Regions from separate parts of the Homo sapiens genome. Here region 1 is linked to region 2. A link is a loop called in an ENCODE intact Hi-C map of the cell type or tissue named here. Cell type or tissue: tibial artery. All regions are shown on one strand. Links, peaks and the distances in the headings refer to the core of each region. The heading gives the core; the rest is flanking DNA. Region 1 overlaps GRM5 (glutamate metabotropic receptor 5). Region 2 overlaps GRM5 (glutamate metabotropic receptor 5).

The links. Hi-C counts contacts between places; a loop is a spot of excess contacts. Peaks named below come from ENCODE experiments on the same cell type or tissue, not always from the same donor. Only the 100,000 strongest peaks of a DNase experiment are listed, where the experiment ranks them.
Region 1: it touches region 2 in a loop (5-fold over the local background); 1 of 110 quality-filtered maps calls a loop at or near these places.

What each region holds. Positions count from the first base shown.
Region 1 is chr11:88,659,335-88,668,619 of GRCh38, reverse strand. All of the region lies in intron 3 of GRM5 (glutamate metabotropic receptor 5), which reads left to right. Among named protein-coding and RNA genes, the nearest start is that of GRM5-AS1, 160 kb to the right of the region's middle. In tibial artery, for the core only: no CTCF peak of the experiment used is centred there; no DNase peak of the experiment used is centred there.
Region 2 is chr11:88,720,198-88,729,482 of GRCh38, reverse strand. The region is part of intron 3 of GRM5 (glutamate metabotropic receptor 5); the gene reads left to right. Among named protein-coding and RNA genes, the nearest start is that of GRM5-AS1, 220 kb to the right of the region's middle. In tibial artery, for the core only: no CTCF peak of the experiment used is centred there; a DNase peak (open chromatin) is centred at 4,711.

The sequences.
Region 1 (9,285 bases), core at 469-8,468, 61 kb after region 2:
GGGTATACCAAATTTGAATGAGTATTGGCATTTCTATACATTGCTGGACAGTTTCCTAATATGTTATTTGAGATTTTTCATTGATATTTATAAGAGTTTGGCCTACATTTTGTCTTTATTTTGAAATCACTTTAATATTTAGATATTACTGTTTTTCTGGACTTATAAAATGAAGTTTTCCTCTTTGCTTTTTTTTGAAAAAAAATTGTTGAGTATTGGTGTTATTTCTCGTCTAAAGGTATAGAATAATTTGTTAGTGAAGTTGGTGGGCCAGACTCTGTGTGTGTGTGTGTGTGTGTGTGTGTGTGTGTGTGTGTGTGTGCGAGTTTCTGGGGATGTTTTAAATAAACTTCCACTGATTTAAGAGATATAAAATTATTCTGTCTTTGTGTGTGTGTGTGTGTGTGCGAGTTTCTGCAGATGTTTTAAATAAACTTCCACTGATTTAAGAGATATAAAATTATTCTGTTTTATGTTTGTTTCTGTTTCATAATTTAATACTTATGTAGGGATTTTTCTATTTTATCTAAATTTTCAAATTTATTTCCATAACATATTTCACAATATTCTTTTTGGCTGCCCTTTTACAATTACTTTTTAGTGTATAACTTGTGCATTTCTCATTTCTTTCATTGTTGCCAAGTGTTCATAAATGTTCATCAGTTTTATTAGTCTTTTCAAAGAATCAATTTTGACTTTAACATTTTTTTTCTTTTTTTTTTCTTTTTTGATAGAGTCTCCCTCTGTCGCCCATGCTGGAGTGCAGTAGCTCAATCTCGGCTCACTGCAGCATCCGCCTACCAGGTTCAAGCGATTTTCCTGTCTTAGCCTCCCAAGTAGCTGGGACTACAGGCGCCTGCCACCACATACAGCTAATTTTGTGTTTTTTAAGTAGAGACGGTGTTTCACCATATTGGCCAGGGTGGTCTTGAACTCCTGACCTTGTGATCTGCCTGCATTGGCCTCCCAAAGTGCTGGGATTACAGGCGTGAGCCACTGCGCCTGGCCTAACTTTTTCTTTCTACTATACTTTTTTTAAGCAATTCTCCATAAATTTTTATTTTTCTATGACCTCTAGTTTTGGAGGGTTTAATGTGCTTCTTTTTCTCACTTCCTGCATTTTACTTTCAATAACTTTGCCTTTCATTTTTAGCAGCTTTACTATGATAAACCTGAGTGTGAATTACTTCATATTCATTTTGCTTGGATTCATCATACTTATTAATCTGTGTTTTGGTAGGTTTCATGCTGGTTGCACATTTGGTTTTGGAAATACTCCATCATTATCTCTTCAAATATGATTTCTACTCTATTCTCTTTTTTCTTCTCCCCCTGGAAAACTAATTATCTGACTTAGATGTTTTCATCATATTTTATACTTTTCTATATTCAAAAATTGTGTTTTTCCATGTTTCAGTCTGGATATATTCTATTCCTCTAAGTTTTCTAAACTTCATTTTTGGTTGTGTTTATTCTGCTGAAGGTGACACATCCATTGAGTTCTTAAATTTTTAAATGTTTAGTTTCTTAAATTTCTCTTTTTTAAAAAAATTACTGCTTTCAACTTACTTCTCTGACTTTTCATCTATTCTCTTGAATATATTATTCATATTTGTATTTAAATTCACTCTATTGATTCTAATGATTGGGATGGGGTTGATTTCATTGACTGTTTTTCCTGGTTTTCAATCATTTCATTCTTTTTCTTTAATGCTTTATATGTCTGTCCATTTACTACTGAAATGATAGACAACATGTATAAAAATTGTAGAGGTAATCTAAGGCTACATCTGGTTGTATGTTCATCCAGAGAGAATTTGCTGTTGCTTGTTTATAGCAGTTAAAAGAGAGGAAGACCATTTTAAGCTAGCTTGATAGTGAGAGGATCTGAAGCAGTTTCCATTTTTGTTGGAGCCTATCACTTTCCAGTTTGTCTTTACAACTAAAATATAGCCTGTAATGATCCCAAATAAAAACTCAAAGTGGTTACTATCTGCAATGGTTTGTTTGTTCTCAATAAAACTCAGGCTGGAATTTGATCCCCCCTGTGATGTTGTTAGGTGGGGCCTAGTGGGAGATGTTTGGGTTATGAGGGCAGATCCCTCATCAATGGCTTGTTGCTCCTCTCTCCTCCTGAGTGAGTTCTCACTCTTGAGAGACTCGATTGATTCTCATGGGAATGGATTAGTTCCTGGAAGAGTGAGTGATTATAAAGTCAGAACACCTCTCAAGTTTCCCCTCTTTGCATGTGTCCACTTCCTTTTCCACCTTGTTGTGATACAGCACAAAAGCCCTCACCAGAAGCTAGAGGCATGCCCTTGAACTTCTTAGCCTGCCGAATAAAAAATAGAATAAACCTGTTTTCTTTATAAATTACCCAGTTGTGGGCATTCTCTTATAAACAACAGGAAATAGACTAATGAACAATTACAATTCTTTTTTTCTTCAATTCAGTATGACTGCCTAAAGCTCTTCTCATCTGTCCAATCTCTTAGCCACTTCTGACATTTTCAGTAAATGCCTACAAATTAGCAAAGAATTCAAGGGAGGAAATAATATCTGCTTCAGATATCTGTGCTTCTTTTCCCTCCCAGATATTCACTGATAAGATTTTAAATGTAATACTAGCCCAGAACTCAAAAATGTTCAAAGCTCACCTGGTGCTTCTGTCCCAACTTCTTAGCTTCTTATCAATGAGTTCAACTTCAATGAATTGTCACATACTTCAAAGGGAAAGTCTTTCTTCAGTCCATTTTTTTTTTTCTCCTGGATCATGGCCCCCTCAGTACTGGCTGACTAGATAGCTTTCTGACAACTTAAACAAATTAAAAAAAAAATATTCAGCCTTTCTAGTTGTCTTCAGAGGAGGGCTTGCCTAATCTATCACAGGAAAATGTGGAAGTAGCTGTTCAGTTTCTATTATGTGACTTAAAATTTAAGTCTACTTGGATTAGTTATTGAGCATATGATACCTAAATTTTTCAGGAACTTAGGTTTTGAATTTTGTGTCACTTCTTGTACAATGATTATTTCTAAAACTTAATCTGAATCCCAGTGTAATTTTTGATTATTTACTCTTCCTCTATACCTATACGTTTTATTTGGAAACTATATTAAATAAATGTGAGAAGTTCACAATAGGTTTCTGAGTGTCGTGGGGATATTTTGTCCAGGAAAAACATGTTGCCTCAAAGTGAAATGTGAATGGAAATGAGCCCATTCTGTGTTTATGTACAGAAATCAAGGTCTCTTAAGCATCTTCTAATTGGTCTTTTCCATGTTATTAGAGAGACTCTTACTAACAATGACAGGGTACTGAACAATACAGAAATAGACATTTTATCAGAATATTAATTTAATGGTTTAAGGCAGTTCTCTATTTGACGATTCAGGTAGAAGGAAAAAAAAGAAAGAAATTCCAAGAGGGATGTGTGTGTGTGTGTGTGTGTGTGTGTGTAAATAAATTAAATTATCTCTTCTATCTACATTTTTATGTATATACCTTTGGACACAGATTTGTATTAAAGATCACATTTAATACATTGTTCTAGTTCAGTTTTAATGTCTAGATTTAGATAGAGTGGGTTTAAATATTGTGCAACCCTGGGCAATTTGCTTGCTTTGCAAGCTACAGTTGCCTCATGTGGAATGTGAACATGTAAAATTATGTACTTCAGTTTCATACATATAGTCTTTCCTTAGTATCTGTGGGGGATTGATTCTAAGACCCTCAGTGGATTCTAAAATTCGTGGTTGCTCAAGTCACTTTTATAATAGCTCAAATCATTATCATATAGTATATACATATTCTTATATACTTTAAATAATCCCTAAATTACTTATAATACCTAATACAATGAAAATGCTATGTGAGGCTGGGCACTGTGGCTCACACCTGTAATCCCAGCACTTTGGGAGGCCGAGGCAGGTGGATCACCTGAGGTCAGGAGTTCGAGACCAGCCTGGCCAACATGGTGAAACCCCGTCACAACTAAAAATACAAAAATTAGCCGGGCATGGTGGTGCACACCCGTAGTCCCTGCTACTGAGGAGGCTGAGGCAGGAGAATTGCTTGAACCCAGGAGGCGGAAGTTGCAGTGAGCCAAGATCATGCCATTGCATTCCAGCCTGGGCAGCAAGATTTTTAAGATTCTATCTTTAAAAAAAAGAAAAAAGAAAAGAAAATGCTATGTGAATAGTTGCCATACTCTATTGTTTAGGGAATAATGACAAGGGAAAAAAAGTCTGTACATGTTCAGTACAGACACAACCATCCATTTTTTTTCCAGTTTTTTTTAAATCTGGGTTGATTGATTCCACACATGTAGAACCCAGGGATATGGAGGGCCAACTGTATATATAATATTTAGCAGAATATAGGCATAAGCATATATTGCTTAGGACAATGTTTGGTAGGAAAAAAACACTACATACATTATCATAGTTATCATTCAAGTAATTTTTTTCATTTACCTGACTCTAAGGTTGAAGGGAATGATAATTTTTCTTCTCTTTATTCCTCATATGCAGCACTCTGCAGAGAACTTAGCAAGTACAATGTTACTTGTTAGATTTTACTAAATGAATCAGTAATGTTAAATAATGCAGGAAGTTTGAGGAAAGTATGAGGAAAATATAGATTTGAAATTATGAAGTCCCTAGTGACCTGTTATGATATAAAAAGAAATAAAACAAACTGGGAGGTGAGGTTTATATTCATTGATATCCTCTTGAAGCCTGTCTTATTGCTTAGGTGTTCAATAAAAAAATTACTGATTTAATATTGCACTTAGCACCGTGCAATCACCTTGATTGTGCTCTCAGAGGCTGTTTGGCCTTCATAAAAGAGGCAATTAAGAAGAGGAGAAATATTTTTGAAAAGGTGTTATCCCAGCACAGTCATGTAACAGGAAACTCTAAGCACTAGTCCCACTGATAAAAATTTACAAGCTTAACAGAAGGAATTAGTCCAATTCAGTGGAAGAAGGGATTATAGCATGAAAACTGGAAGATCATCCTAAGAAAGGAAACTTCATGAAAAAACAGACAAGGTTATATAAAGCTATGGATACAATAGCTCATTCAAAGTGTTTTCTCTGTTGAAATGGATCATTTTGCTTACTAAATTGTTGCACATTTTATACAATAGCCTCAATTTTTGCATTTCTCCAAATGGCTATAATATGATGAGAGAAACAAAAGATTGGGTAACACACAATGTAATCAATCTATTTATAAAGATATTTATCAGCCTCTCCTATTTAAAGCATGCATATGACGTGGAAGCATCCCTGGAGCCACAAGACATTAAACCAGAGGAGATAATGCCTGCCATCCTAGGACCAAAATCAAGACAGGATGGATATTCCAACTATTCTAATAGGTTTTTCTTACTATCTGTTATTTCCTGTAATCCCCACGTCTTTGTAAGTCAGTCTATACTGACCACACCCAGAATTAGGTCAGACCGCCTAAGATTTTATCTCTTCAAATATTAACAGGCATTGGCCTTCCAAGTGAAGAAATGCAGAATAGAGTTGGGAAGTGAGTATTAACTTCATATTGCTGTGTAACAAATTATAACAAAATTAGAAGCTTAAAGAAAAATGCGTGTATTATTTCATACTTTCTGGATGTCAGGAGTCTGGGTATGGCAACTGGGTTCTCTGCTCAGGGTCAGACAGGCTGTAGTCAGGGTATTGGCGAACTGCATTTCTTTTTGGAGGCTTTCTGGAAGAATCTGCTTCCAAATATATTCAAGTTTTTGGCTGAATTTGGTGGTCTGTGGGTGTAGGCTTGAGTCTCCATTCTGGTGCTGGTTGTTTGCTGGAGGCCATACTCATTTCTGAGAGACCACCTGCATTCCTTTCCCTGTAGCTCCCTCCATCAGGAAAGCCAACAACGGAGATTCTCCTCTAGCTCTCTCATGTCAAGTCCCCCTCATTTGAATCTTTTTTTTAAATCAGAAATCACCAGTCCCTTTTAGGACTCACCTAGTTAGATCAGATTTATAGAGGGTAGTATCCCTATTTTAAAGTCAGCTTGTTTGGAACCTAAAATACATCTTTAAAATCCTTCCAGAGAAGCACTTATCTAGATGAGTGTTTGATTGAATAACTAAGAGAGGTGTGTATACCCCAAAGATCAGAGATCTTGGATGCCATTTTAGAATCTTACCTACACATTTTCAATATACAATCTGATCCCTGTTTTCCAATACATGTCTCTTAAATAAAATTCATCAAGACACAGTTCTCTGCTGTCATTACTGTATGTCATTACTTAGCAGGTTTATGAAGTATGAAATGTGCTGGAGTTTTAGAATTAGCAAGATCTGAGTTTATATCCCCTCTACATTTGTCATGGGGTTTTGAGTAGGTTATTTAATCCCTCAGATTTCCTCAGTTATAAGGCTAGTTAATCCTCCAGTTTCCTCAGATGTAAAAACTAGGGCTAATAATTATCTCTAAGGCCTGCAGAACTTTAGAAAAAGTCATACAGTGGAAATTATCTTATGATATACAGGTGGCAAATTTCAAGTTCCTGACTTTTTCCCTTCTTTTGAATGTTCTGATATCACTCCTCCAATCTACCTCTACTTACTTTTTATGAATCCTTTGAAATGAGAAATATTGAGATTTATACACCTCAGAAATAAGTTGATTTTCAGTTGATAACATTATCTTTTTCTGAACAATTCTAAATTTTGATTCTTTTTGGAATTAATTCATTAGTGTTGGCTGGGGTATATTCATAAGAACCTTAATTTAAAATTTCAAAGCCAGGCACAGTTGCAAAGGCCTGTAGTCCTAGCTACTCCAGAGGCTGAGCCCAGGAGTTTGAATCCATCCTGGGCAACATACTGAGACTGTATCTAAAAAATAAATAAAATAAAATAAAATAGAGTCTCAATATTTTTCCTTGCTTTTCACTAGTGTGTAGAGATTTGAGACTTCCTACTCCTCCTGGGGTGCACGGAGCAATATTATGTGAAAACAGCCAAGTAGTCCGTAGACTCCCACTATTAGAATTTTTTAAAATCCCAAAATATCTGTTAAAATCTATTAGTAAGAGATTTGGCAGGATGATGATTACATGTGGGTAGAACAGCAGTTTCCATAATAATTATGTGGGTTGCAAACAGATTTTGAAAAAAAAAATACTGAGATGCAGCCTAATGAATACATTCATTAACCTTAATAACATCAGGTAGATAACAAGAGGACCATTCTGCACGGGGGAATCAACTCAGCCTTTCAGAGTCATTTATAAGGCACATTTGACAGTGTTATTTTCTCAATTAACAAATGAGTAGATGTAGTTATCTGAAAAGAAATCTGTGTTATTTGAAGTTTTCCTTTTAAAACCTAATTTTTAAACAAGTTACATTAAACATTTCTTGAGTATTTGGTATGTACTGAGCATTATAACAAGCATTAAGGATACAAAGATGTGCAAAGTATAAAATTTGTAGTCTACTTTGGGGAAGCAAAAATAAATGTAGCTATCTTTAATACAATGACAATTGCAAAACTAAAAGCATCATGTTACCTCTATGAGAGCAGAAATCTTGCCTTCCTTGTTCACCACTATATCCACATATTTAGAATATTAGTTACACAATACTTGTTCAGTGAATAAAGCAATGAATGTCACTGTATTTTAGAAGCAGAGCAGAAGGAACCATTAAGCCCAGAGGAGCTTTTTGATAAGTTGCATTCAAGCTAAATCTGTCTGCTTGATGAATTACATTTTATCAAATCAGAAAACATGTGAGAAGTTAAAAGAATGGCACTCTGTGCAGAGGGAATAGCACACCCAAAGGCTTAGGAGTGTGAAACTATTAACATATCTAAGGAATAAGAATCAATGTTCTATGTCTCCGATCAACAGGATGTGTGAGGTTCGTCTCAGCAGTACCAGTTTCATCATGATAAGCATAACTAATGATTTCAGTGGGCAAGAATAACTGTGTGGCCCTAGCATGCCCCACACATAGTTATATTTCCTGACACAAGTTTAATGACCACTAACTTCTAGGAATATTCATTCAGATTCCAACATTTTTAGATTGGTATTGCTCCTTTGGGTACAGAATGTACTTATGTTGTTTGCCTATGGCAGGTAGCACCATGGGATGCCTTCCTAAAATCTCCATGGAGTTGTAGTATTAATAAATAACCATGTTGCCATTTGAGAGTTCAACTAGTGAAAATCCATGCCCATTGTATATAATTAGTCTTCCATATAAATAAATCAAGAGATTATAAATGTAAGAATTAAGAACTTGGAAATATCCAGAATACTAATTGAGGTGATCAGAGAATAATCTTAGGGAGGCAAGAAAGGAATGTGATTTTCAGTAAATGATAATTCAGTGACTGGAAATCTAATGATTTCTACTGTTTATGGAAAGATTGAGTAAAAAGGAAAGGGAATGTTTAATTTGAAGGATAAGTGAGAAAAACCCAATGGACTGGAAGCTGGCAATGCCCATTCAGGCAGGTCATGCCTAATGGACTGTTGACTCCTTGAGGGCATGGCCTGGAACCTACCAGTGTCTGGCACAGAGGAGGCATTCAAATGTTTAGTGAATTAATAAATTGAAATGAATAAAACATTGAGACTGTTACTAAAGGATCACTCAATGCAATTTTCAGGGCTACATGTATTTTTCTGTTTTCCATAGCAATAACTTATAACATATATGGATAGGAAATGAAGAAAGAAAAAATTATATTGTCTGCATTTTATGGATTTAGATTTCATTAAGGGAGATAGATTTTTAAATTATTTGGCATCGCTGCCCTAACATTCCATAATCCTTAGACTTTTATCTTCGTAATTGTCTAAGATTTATTTTTATATATTCCTGTTAGCATATAGCACTCAGGAGGTTTCACATTCTAGCAAAAATAGATTGTGATATTCTGCCTATTGGTTGTTAAGTCCTATCATAATTATTTTATAACTATAACTATTGGTCTGCTTTATATTTCATAAATTTAATATAATGAATGATAGAAATAATTATAAAGTTAAAATACTTTTAGTATAAGCATACAATGGTGTAAGGTATAAATCTTTACAGATGTATAATTACCATTTTTCTCTCATATTTTTGAATGCCAACAGCTATTGCACAGCAAACAAAAACATACATACAATAATACAACAGAGTAGGTTAATATCATACTGGAACCACAGGTACGAACATTGTTAACTTGCATTTTTAACATTCAAGCCAGTTGCATATGGAGAGAATATGTAGAAATCCAGGAGAAA
Region 2 (9,285 bases), core at 765-8,764:
GGGATAGCATTAAATCTATAAATTACTTTGGGAAATATGGCCATTTTCACAATATAATTCTTCCTATCCATTAGCATGGACTGTTTTTCCATTTGTTTGTGTCCTCTTATTTTTTTTTTTGGGCAGTGGTTTGTAGTTCTCCTTGAAGAGGTCCTTCACATCCCTTCTAAGTTGGATTCCTAGGTATTTTATTCTCTTTGTAGCAACTGTGAATGGGAGTTCCCTCATTATTTGGCTCTCTGTTTGTCTGTTCATGGTGTATAGGAATGCTTGTGAATTTTCCCACATTGATTTTGTATCCTGAGATTTTGCTGAAGTTGCTTATCAGCTTAAGGAGATTTTGGGCTATGATGATGGGGTTTTCTAAAAAGACACAATCATGTCATCTGCAAACAGAGACAATTTTACTTCCTCTCTACCTATTTGAATACCTTTTATTTCTTTCTCTTGCCTGATTGCCCTAGCCAGAACTTCCAATACTATGTTGAATAGGAGTGGTGAGAGAGGGCATCCTTGTCTTGTACTGGTTTTCAAAGGGAATGCTTCCAGCTTTTGCCTATTCAGTGTGATATTGGCTGTGAGTTTGTCATAAATAACTTATTATTTTGAGATACGTTCCATCAATACCTAGTTTATTGAGAGTTTTTAGCATGAAGGGGTGTTGAATTTTATCGAAGGCCTTTTCTGCATCTATTGACATAATCATGTGGTTTTTGTCACTGGTTCTGTTTATGTGATGGATTGTGTTTATTGATTTGCATATGTTGAACCAGCCTTGCATCCCAGGGATGAAGCCGACTTGATACTGGTGGATAAGCTTTTTGATGTGCTGCTGGATTCATTTTGCCAGTATTTTATTGAGGATTTTCATGTTGATGTTCCTCAGGGATACTGGCCTGAAATTTTCTTTTTTTGTTGTGTCTCTGCCAGGTTTTGGTATCAGGATGATGCTGGCCACATAAAATGAGTTAGGGAGGAGCCCCTCTTTTTCTATTGTTTGGAATAGTTTCAGAAGTAATGGTACCAGCTCCTCGGTGTACCTCTAGTAGAATTCGGTTGTGAATCCATCTGGTCCTGGGCTTTTTTTTTGGTTAGGCTATTAATTAAGGCCTCAATTTCAGAACTTGTTATTAGTCTATTCAGGGATTTGAACTCTTCCTTGTTTAGTCTTGGGAGGGAGTATGTGTCCAGAAATTTATCCATTTCTTCTAGATTTTCTAGTTTATTTGTGTAGAGGTGTTTATAGTATTCTCTGATGGTAGTTTGTGTTTCTGTGGGATTAGTGGTGATATCCCCTTTATCATTTTCTATTGAGTCTATTTGATTCTTCTCTTTTTTTCTTTTTTATTAGTCTGGGTAGTGGTCTATTTTGTTAATCTTTTCAAAAAACCAGCTCCTGGATTCGCTGATTTTTTTGAAGGGTTTTTCATGTCTCTATCTCCTTTAGTTTTCCTCTGATCTAAGTTATTTCTTGTCTTCTGCTAGCTGTTGAATTTGTTTGCTCTTCCTTTTCTAGTTCTTTTAATTGTGATGTTAATGTGTTGATTTTAGATCTTTCCTGCTTTCCCCTGTGGGCATTTAGTAAATCTCCCTCTAAACACTGCTTTAGCTGTGTCCCAGAGATTCTGGTACGTTGTGTCTTTGTTCTCATTGGTTTCAAGCAACTTATTTATTTCTGCCTTAATTTTGTTATTTACTCAGTAGTCATTCAGGAGCAGGTTGTTCAGTTTCCATGTAGTTGTGTGGTTTTGAGTGACTTTCTTAATCCTGAGTTCTAATGCACTGTGGTCTGAGAGACTGTTTGCTATGATTTCCATTCTTTTGCATTTGCTGAAGTGTGTTTTACTTCCAATTATGTGATCAATTTTAGAATAAGTGTGATGTGGTGCTGAGAAGAATGTATATTCTCTTGATTTGGGGAGGAGAGTTCTGTAGATGTCTATTGGGTCCGCTTGGTCCAGAGCTGAGTTCAAATCCTGAATATCCTTGATAATTTTCTGTCTCATCGATCTCTCTAATATTGACAGTGCAGTGTTAAAGTCTTCCACTATTATTGCGTTTGAATCTAAGTCTCTTTGTTGGTCTCTTAGAACTTGCTTTATGAATCTGGGTGCTCCTGTATTGGGTGCTTATATATTTAGGATAGTTAGCTCTTCTTGTTGCATTGATCCAGTTACCATTATATAATGCCCTTCTTTGTCTCTTTTGACCTTTGTTGGTTTAAAGTCTGTTTTATCAGAGACTAGGATTGCAACCCCTGATTTCTGTTTTCCATTTGCTTGGTAGATCTTCCTCCATCCCTTTATTTTGAGCCTATGTGCGTCTTTGCACATGAGATGGGTCTCCTGAATACAGCACACTGATGGGTCTTGACTCTTTATCCAATTTGCCTGACTATGTCTTTTAATTGAGGCATTTAGCCCATTTACATTTAAGGCTAATATTGTTATGTGTGAACTTAATCCTGTCATTATGATGCTAGCTGGTTATTTTGCCCATTCGTTGATGCAGTTTCTTCATAGTATTGATGGTCTTTACAATTTGGCATGTTTTTGCAGTGGCCGGTACTGGTTTTTCCTTGCCATATTTAGTGCTTTCTTCAGGAGCTTTTGTAAGGCAGGCCTGGTGATGACAACATCTCTCAGCATTTGCTTGTCTGTAAAGGATTTTATTTCTCCTTCACTTATGAAGTTTAGTTGGCTGGATATGAAATTCTGGGTTGACAATTATTTTCTTTAAGAATGTTGAATATTGGCCCCCATGATCTTCTGACTTGTAGAGTTTCTGCCAAGAGATCCACTGTTAGTCTGATGGGCTTCCCTTTGTGGGTAATCTGACCTTTCTCTCTGGCTGCTCTTAACATTTATTCCTTCATTTCAACATTGGTGAAACTGACGATTATGTGTCTTGGGATTGCTCTTCCTGAGGATTATCTTTGTGGTGTTTTTGTATATTTTCTGAATTTGAATGTTGGCCTGTCTTCCTAGGTTGGAGAAGTTCTCCTGGATAATATCCTAAAGAGTGTTTTCCAACTTGGTTTCATTCTCCTCATCACTTTCAGGTACACCAATCAAACACAGGTTTGGTCTTTTCACATAGTCCCATATATCTTGGAGGCTTTGTTCGTTCCTTTTCATTCTTTTTTCTCTAATCTTGTCTTCACACTTTATTTCATTAAGTTGATCTTCAATCTCTGATATCCTTTCTTCTGCTTAATTGGTTAGACTATTGATACTTATCTATGCTTCATGAAGTTCTTGTGCTGTGTTTTTCAGCTCCATTAGGTCATTTATGTTCTTCTCTAAACTGGTTATTCTAGTCAGCAATTCCTCTCATCTTTTTTCAAGGTTCTTAGCTTCTTTACATTGGGTTAGAACATGCTCCTTTAGCTCAGAGGAGTTTGTTACTACTCACTTTCTGAAGCCTACTTCTGTCAGTTCATCAAACTCATTCTCCATCCAGTTTTGTTTCCTTGCTGGCAAGGAGTTGTGATCCTTTGGAGGAGAAGAGGCAGTCTGGTTCTTGGAATGTTCAACCTTTTTGCACTGTTTTTTTCTCATCTTCGTGGATTTATCTACCTTTGGTCTTTGATGTTGGTGACCTTCAGATGGAGTTTTTTGTGGACATCCTTTTTGTTGATGTTGATGCTATTCCTTTCTGTTTGTTAGTTTTCCTTCTAACAGTCAGGCCCCTCTGCTGCAGGTCTGCTGGAGTTTGCTGGAGGTCCACTCCAGGCCCTGTTTGCCTAGGTATTACCAGCAAAGGCTGCAGAACAGGAAAAATTGCTGCCTGTTTCCTCCTCTGGAAGCCTCATCCCATAGGGGTACCCACCAGATGCCAGCTAGAGCTCTCCTGTATGAGGTGTCTGTCGATCCCTGATGGGAGGTGTCTCCCAGTCCAGAGGCATGGGGGTCAGGGACCCACTTGAGGAGGCAGTCTGTCCCTTAGCAGAGCTTGAGTGCTGTGATGGGAGATCCACTGCTCTATTCACAGCTGGCAGCCAGGAACATTTAAGTCTGCTGAAGCTGCGCCCACAGTCACCCCTTCGCCCAGGTGCTCTGTCCCAAGGAGATGAGAGTTTGATCTATAAGCCCCTGACTGGGGCTGCTGCCTTTCTTTCAGAGATGCCCTGACCAGTGAGGAGTAATCTAGAGAGGCAGTCTGGCTACAGCAGCTTTGCTGAGCTGTGGTGGGCTCTGCCCAGTTCAAACTTCCTGGTGGCTTTGTTTACACTGTGAGGGGAAAACCACCTACTCAAGCCTTGATAATGGTGGACACCTCTCCCCCCACCAAACTTGAGTGTCCCAGGTCAACTTCAGACTGCTGTGCTGGTGGCAAGAATTTTAAACCAGCGTATCTTAGCTTGCTGGGCTCCATGAGGATGGGATCCACTTGGCTCCCTGGCTTCAGCCCCCTTTCCAGGGGAGTGAATGGTTCTGTATCATGGCATCCAGGCATTACTGGAGTATGAATAAAAACTGCAGCTAGCTCACTGTCTGCCCAAATGGCCACCCAGTTTTGTGCTTGAAACCCAAAACCCTGGTGGCATAGGCACCTGAGGGAATCTCTGGTCTGCGGGTTGTGAAGACTTTGTCAAAAGCATAGTATCTGGGCCAGAATCCACCGTTTCTTACAGCACAGCCCTAGCCTCCCTTGGCTAGGGGAAGGAGTTCCCCAACCCCTTGTACTTCCCGGAAGAAGTGATGCCCCACCCTGCTTCAGCTCACCCTCCATGGGCTGCACCTACTGTCTAACCAGTCCCAGTGAGAAGAGCAAGGTACCTCAGCTGGAAATGCAGAAATCACCCACCTGCATTGATCTCACTGGGAGCTGCAGACTGGAGCTGTTTGTATTTGGCCATCTTGCCAGCCACCTATGTTTGTTATTATCCATCCATTCATGCAGTAAGTAAGTACTTATTAATATATTACAATGCCCCATCACTATTACTGGTCCAAAGAATAAACTAGTGAGTAAAATAGATGCAACCCTACCATCACAAAACATACTATCTAGAGAAGAAGATAAATATCAAGTTAAGAACTGTGCAATAACACCATGGAGGGCAGTTAGTTAGGAGTAAGTATATGGAGTATTGGGAAGCAAGTAACTTTAGGACACAGTGTAAGCAGAGTGGCAGGGACCGACGGCCTCCTGAGAAAAGGTCAGTGCAGAGGAGACCTGAAGAAAGAATATGATTTTAACAGGTGAAGATTGGGTAGGAAAGAAGATACCTTTCCACTATCAGGGATGGTATGTGCTTAGGCTCAGTGGCAGATTAGTAACAACACTCATGTGGAATGAGAAGGCAGCCAATAGAGATGAGTTAAACTAAGCAGGAAAGAAAATGGTCAAAGATGGATCTGGAGGAATAGGTAGCTACGAGCACATGTAAGTCCTCATAGATTATATTAAGGATTTGAACTATCTCCTAAGAGAGTTTAAATTTGGATTTTCATTTTTAAAAGGGCATTCTCAGTACCTATTGAGTATAATGTTCACTATTTAGGTAATGGATATCCAAATAGAAGCCCAATCCCCAGCAGTACATAATATGCCCATATAGCAACATGCACATGTACTCCCTGAATCTAAAATGAAACAAGATTTAAGAAGTAAGGAATAAATAAATAAAAAGGGCATCCTGGCTGCCAAGTGAACAAAGAGCCTGAAGTGATGCTACAAGAGTAAGCATGAGGTTAGAGGGTCCTGATGCCTGGCTAAGATAAGGATCATGCTAGGAGCTATGAAGAGTGATGGAGTGAGTACACAAAGGTTGACACTGCTGTTTAAAACCTCAATGATAAGGGGAAGGAATGTTCCACAGTGAAAAGTTGTTATCTAGTTGCTTGAGTGTTCAGAGGTTTCCCACATCTTTTGTAGAACTCATGTAGCTTAATGACCTCTTCCATAGTAACAACCATTTGTTTGAGAGACAAGCAAGAAAAAAAGCATGGAGCAACAGGAAGTCTTATTGATTGCTTGTGGGAATTCGAAATGGCATAGCCACTTTGGAATACAAACGAACAAACAGTTTCCTACATAACAAAACATACTCTTACCATACTATCAAGCAATCATGCCCCTTTGCATTTTGCCAGTTGAGCTGAAAACTTATGCCCACACAAAAACCTACACATAAATATGTATTCATGAATTTATTCATAATTGCCAAAACTTGGAAGCAACCAAGATGTCCTTCAGTGGGTGAATGGTATAAACTGTGGCACATTCATACAATAGAATAGTAGTCAGTGATGAAAAGAAATGAGCTATCAAGCTATGAAAAATCATGGAGGAGCCTTGAGAGCATATTGCTATGAGAAAAAAAAAAAGCCAATCTGAAAAGACTACATACTGTATTATTCTTAATATATGACATTCTGAATAAAGAAAAACTATGGAAACAGTAAAAATATTAGTGGTTGACGGGTTTCAAGGGAGGAGGGAGCAGGAGAAGAAGGATGAATGGGCAGGGCACAGGGGATTTTTAGGGCCTGAAATTTTATTGTGTATGAGGCTATAATGGTGGATACATGTCATTATAAATTTGTCAAAAGCCATAGCATGTACAACACAGAGTGAACCCTAAAGTAAACTATAGACTTCAGTCAATAATAATGTATCAATATTGATTCATCAATTGTAACAACTATTCTACAATAATACAAGATGTTAATATTAGGGGAAACTGGGGATGAGGCGGTATATGGGAAATCTGTGTTTTCTGCATTATTATCTTTATAAACATAAAACTATGCTAAAAATTAAAATCTACTTATTAAAGAAATTATAGCATAGCCATGAATTGCTGGAAAATCCAAACAAAACAGACCATTTTGTTATACAGTAAACAATAGTATATGTCTAGCTTTTTGTCCAGGTATCTCCCTTGTCTTAGTATATAAAGATTGATTGTGCCAGTCCCTCCTGGACAAATCTGAGAGATCTAGGAAGTAGAGCAGCTGCACTGAGATTTCTGCATGTTATGGCTTCTGAAATGTACAAAAGTTACCATAAAGTAATTCCTCTCACTTCCGAGTTCTCCCTCTGCTCAACACTTGGAGAAGTGTTGAAAACGCAGTCACAGCAAGGGCCCTGAGGCAGGTTGGAGTTGTGTCAGAAAGCTCAGCAGATTCCCTGAGAAGCTACAAATGGTTGGAGGCAGATTTCACACCAGGTCATCAGGGCATCCTTACAGTGATACCAACTCATTTTTCCACAGTTTTAGAGGAGTGGTTTAACAGTATAATTCTGCTATTCCACCCTCCAGTAAAGGCTAAAACCAAACATAATGCCAAATATGGTTGCAGGCTAAATGCACAGGTGTTAATTGTTAGTAATTCTCAGCCAGGCAATGAAATTTTGACCAAATGTGAACCAAGAGAATATTCCATTATTTGATATTTCCTTCTCACTGCTTTGCTAATTAATTTAGAAATGTGAATTGACCAAATACCCAGTGTCGGGCCATGTGTTCAGCTTGTGAAAATTAGATATCACTAGTCATTTAGTCACACCTTACATCCCCAGTCTGTTTTTCTGGAAAGAAATTAAGAAGTAATGAGGTATATCTTCATAAAAGTGAACAGTCTTTCACATTTGCATCCAGTACTGTGGAGAACAAAAGCTGTCTTTTCCTTTGTCAATTTCTTTTCACATATTTGATGATTTCAGTAAAAGAGGATGTTCTTATCTATATTCACCTTGGAGGCATAAAAACTTCATTACTGAGAGGCATAAAAACTTCATTACTGAAAGTGAGTTCATAGATAGGATGTTTTTCACTTATTTCCAACCATCAGTGACAAGATGGAGACTTACCCAAATGGCACAAAATCAAGTTATGGATGTGCATTTGTAACAGTATGAATCTGGAGATGTTTATTCTTGTTTGGAATAATTATTAACATTTATATTAACAGTATAAGCATGTATGATTAAAGTCACTTATGAAAGATAATGCTATAAACTGTAATATTAGACTGTGTTTTTGTAACCACCAGATACTTGGTAAACATTAGAAATTAAGAAGAGTGGTCTAACTTTTGTACAGTTTGCAGTGCTATATTCTTCAGTTAATAGAATCAATAAAATATGAAATAGTGCATTCTTAGTTCAAATATTCCAATGATGCAGGGGTGGCTTTAATGACAAGATGCGAACTCTTCCCGGGACCTTTCTCAACCTTGCACTCCCACCAAAAAAGATTGAATTTCTAGAAAGGAGAAAAATTAGTTGCTCTTTTCATGATGAAAATATTCACTGTTATAGCCAACGATTGTTGAGTGTGCTTTGTATCACCATCGTGGTGCTAAATGTTTTTACATGTATTCGCTCATGTAATCTCCCTAAGAATCCTATTTTAAGGTTGTGTGATTACCATATTTTTGCACCTAAGGAGAATAAATTTCAGGAAGGTTAAAGAATGTACTTAAAATCACACAAGTGGTAAAGTGGTAGAGCCAGGATTTGAAGCCACATATAGAAATGCTACGTGATGGCTATCCCACATTAACCACTGTGTATTTATTTTTAAATTATGAAAAAACACATCTGAGATATTGTGAACCTTACTGGATTTTGTTGCTCTTGATAGAGACTGGTTTTGTGCCAAGCAGTATAAATTCAATACAGGCACACACACACACACACACACACGCACACACACACACACACACACACAGAGTAATGATTTTCCTGCAAACCTGTGTGAGTCTGTCCATATAAATGGCTTTTGCACAGGGCACATAACAATTTTAATGGAGATTAGACAGAAGGACGCTCTCCAATATTATTTTTAACTTTTTCTAAAATGTGTTCATTTTGGATAAGCTGAATATGTCTCCCTATTACAGAGAAAAAAAAGTGGCCAGTAGCTGTTTTTTTCTGCATTGAGTGTTTTCAGCTAAAACTGTTTTGACTATGATTTGTGGGGTGAAACTTCATAGCCTTATTCACCCAGTTGGTATGAATGGCAGGATCCTGAACAGGATTTTAAGGTAAAAGGCTGGCTCGCAGGCAACTCCTATCTCAAGTTACCTTGTACCAGAGGCTGAGAGTGGCCTCTTAGCAGATTATTTATATGTAATAAAATGATGCTTACTTCCACCTTCACTTAATTGTCTGCAAGGGAAAACATATCTGCACTCAGTCATAGGTATAAACACTTTCCCCTCAAAGCTTTTTCCAGTGTATTATCTTAAAAGTTCACAGCCACTCATTTATTGTCAAAACAATATTCAAAAAAGGGCTTAGATGGTGTATAGTAGAGACCTTCCATTT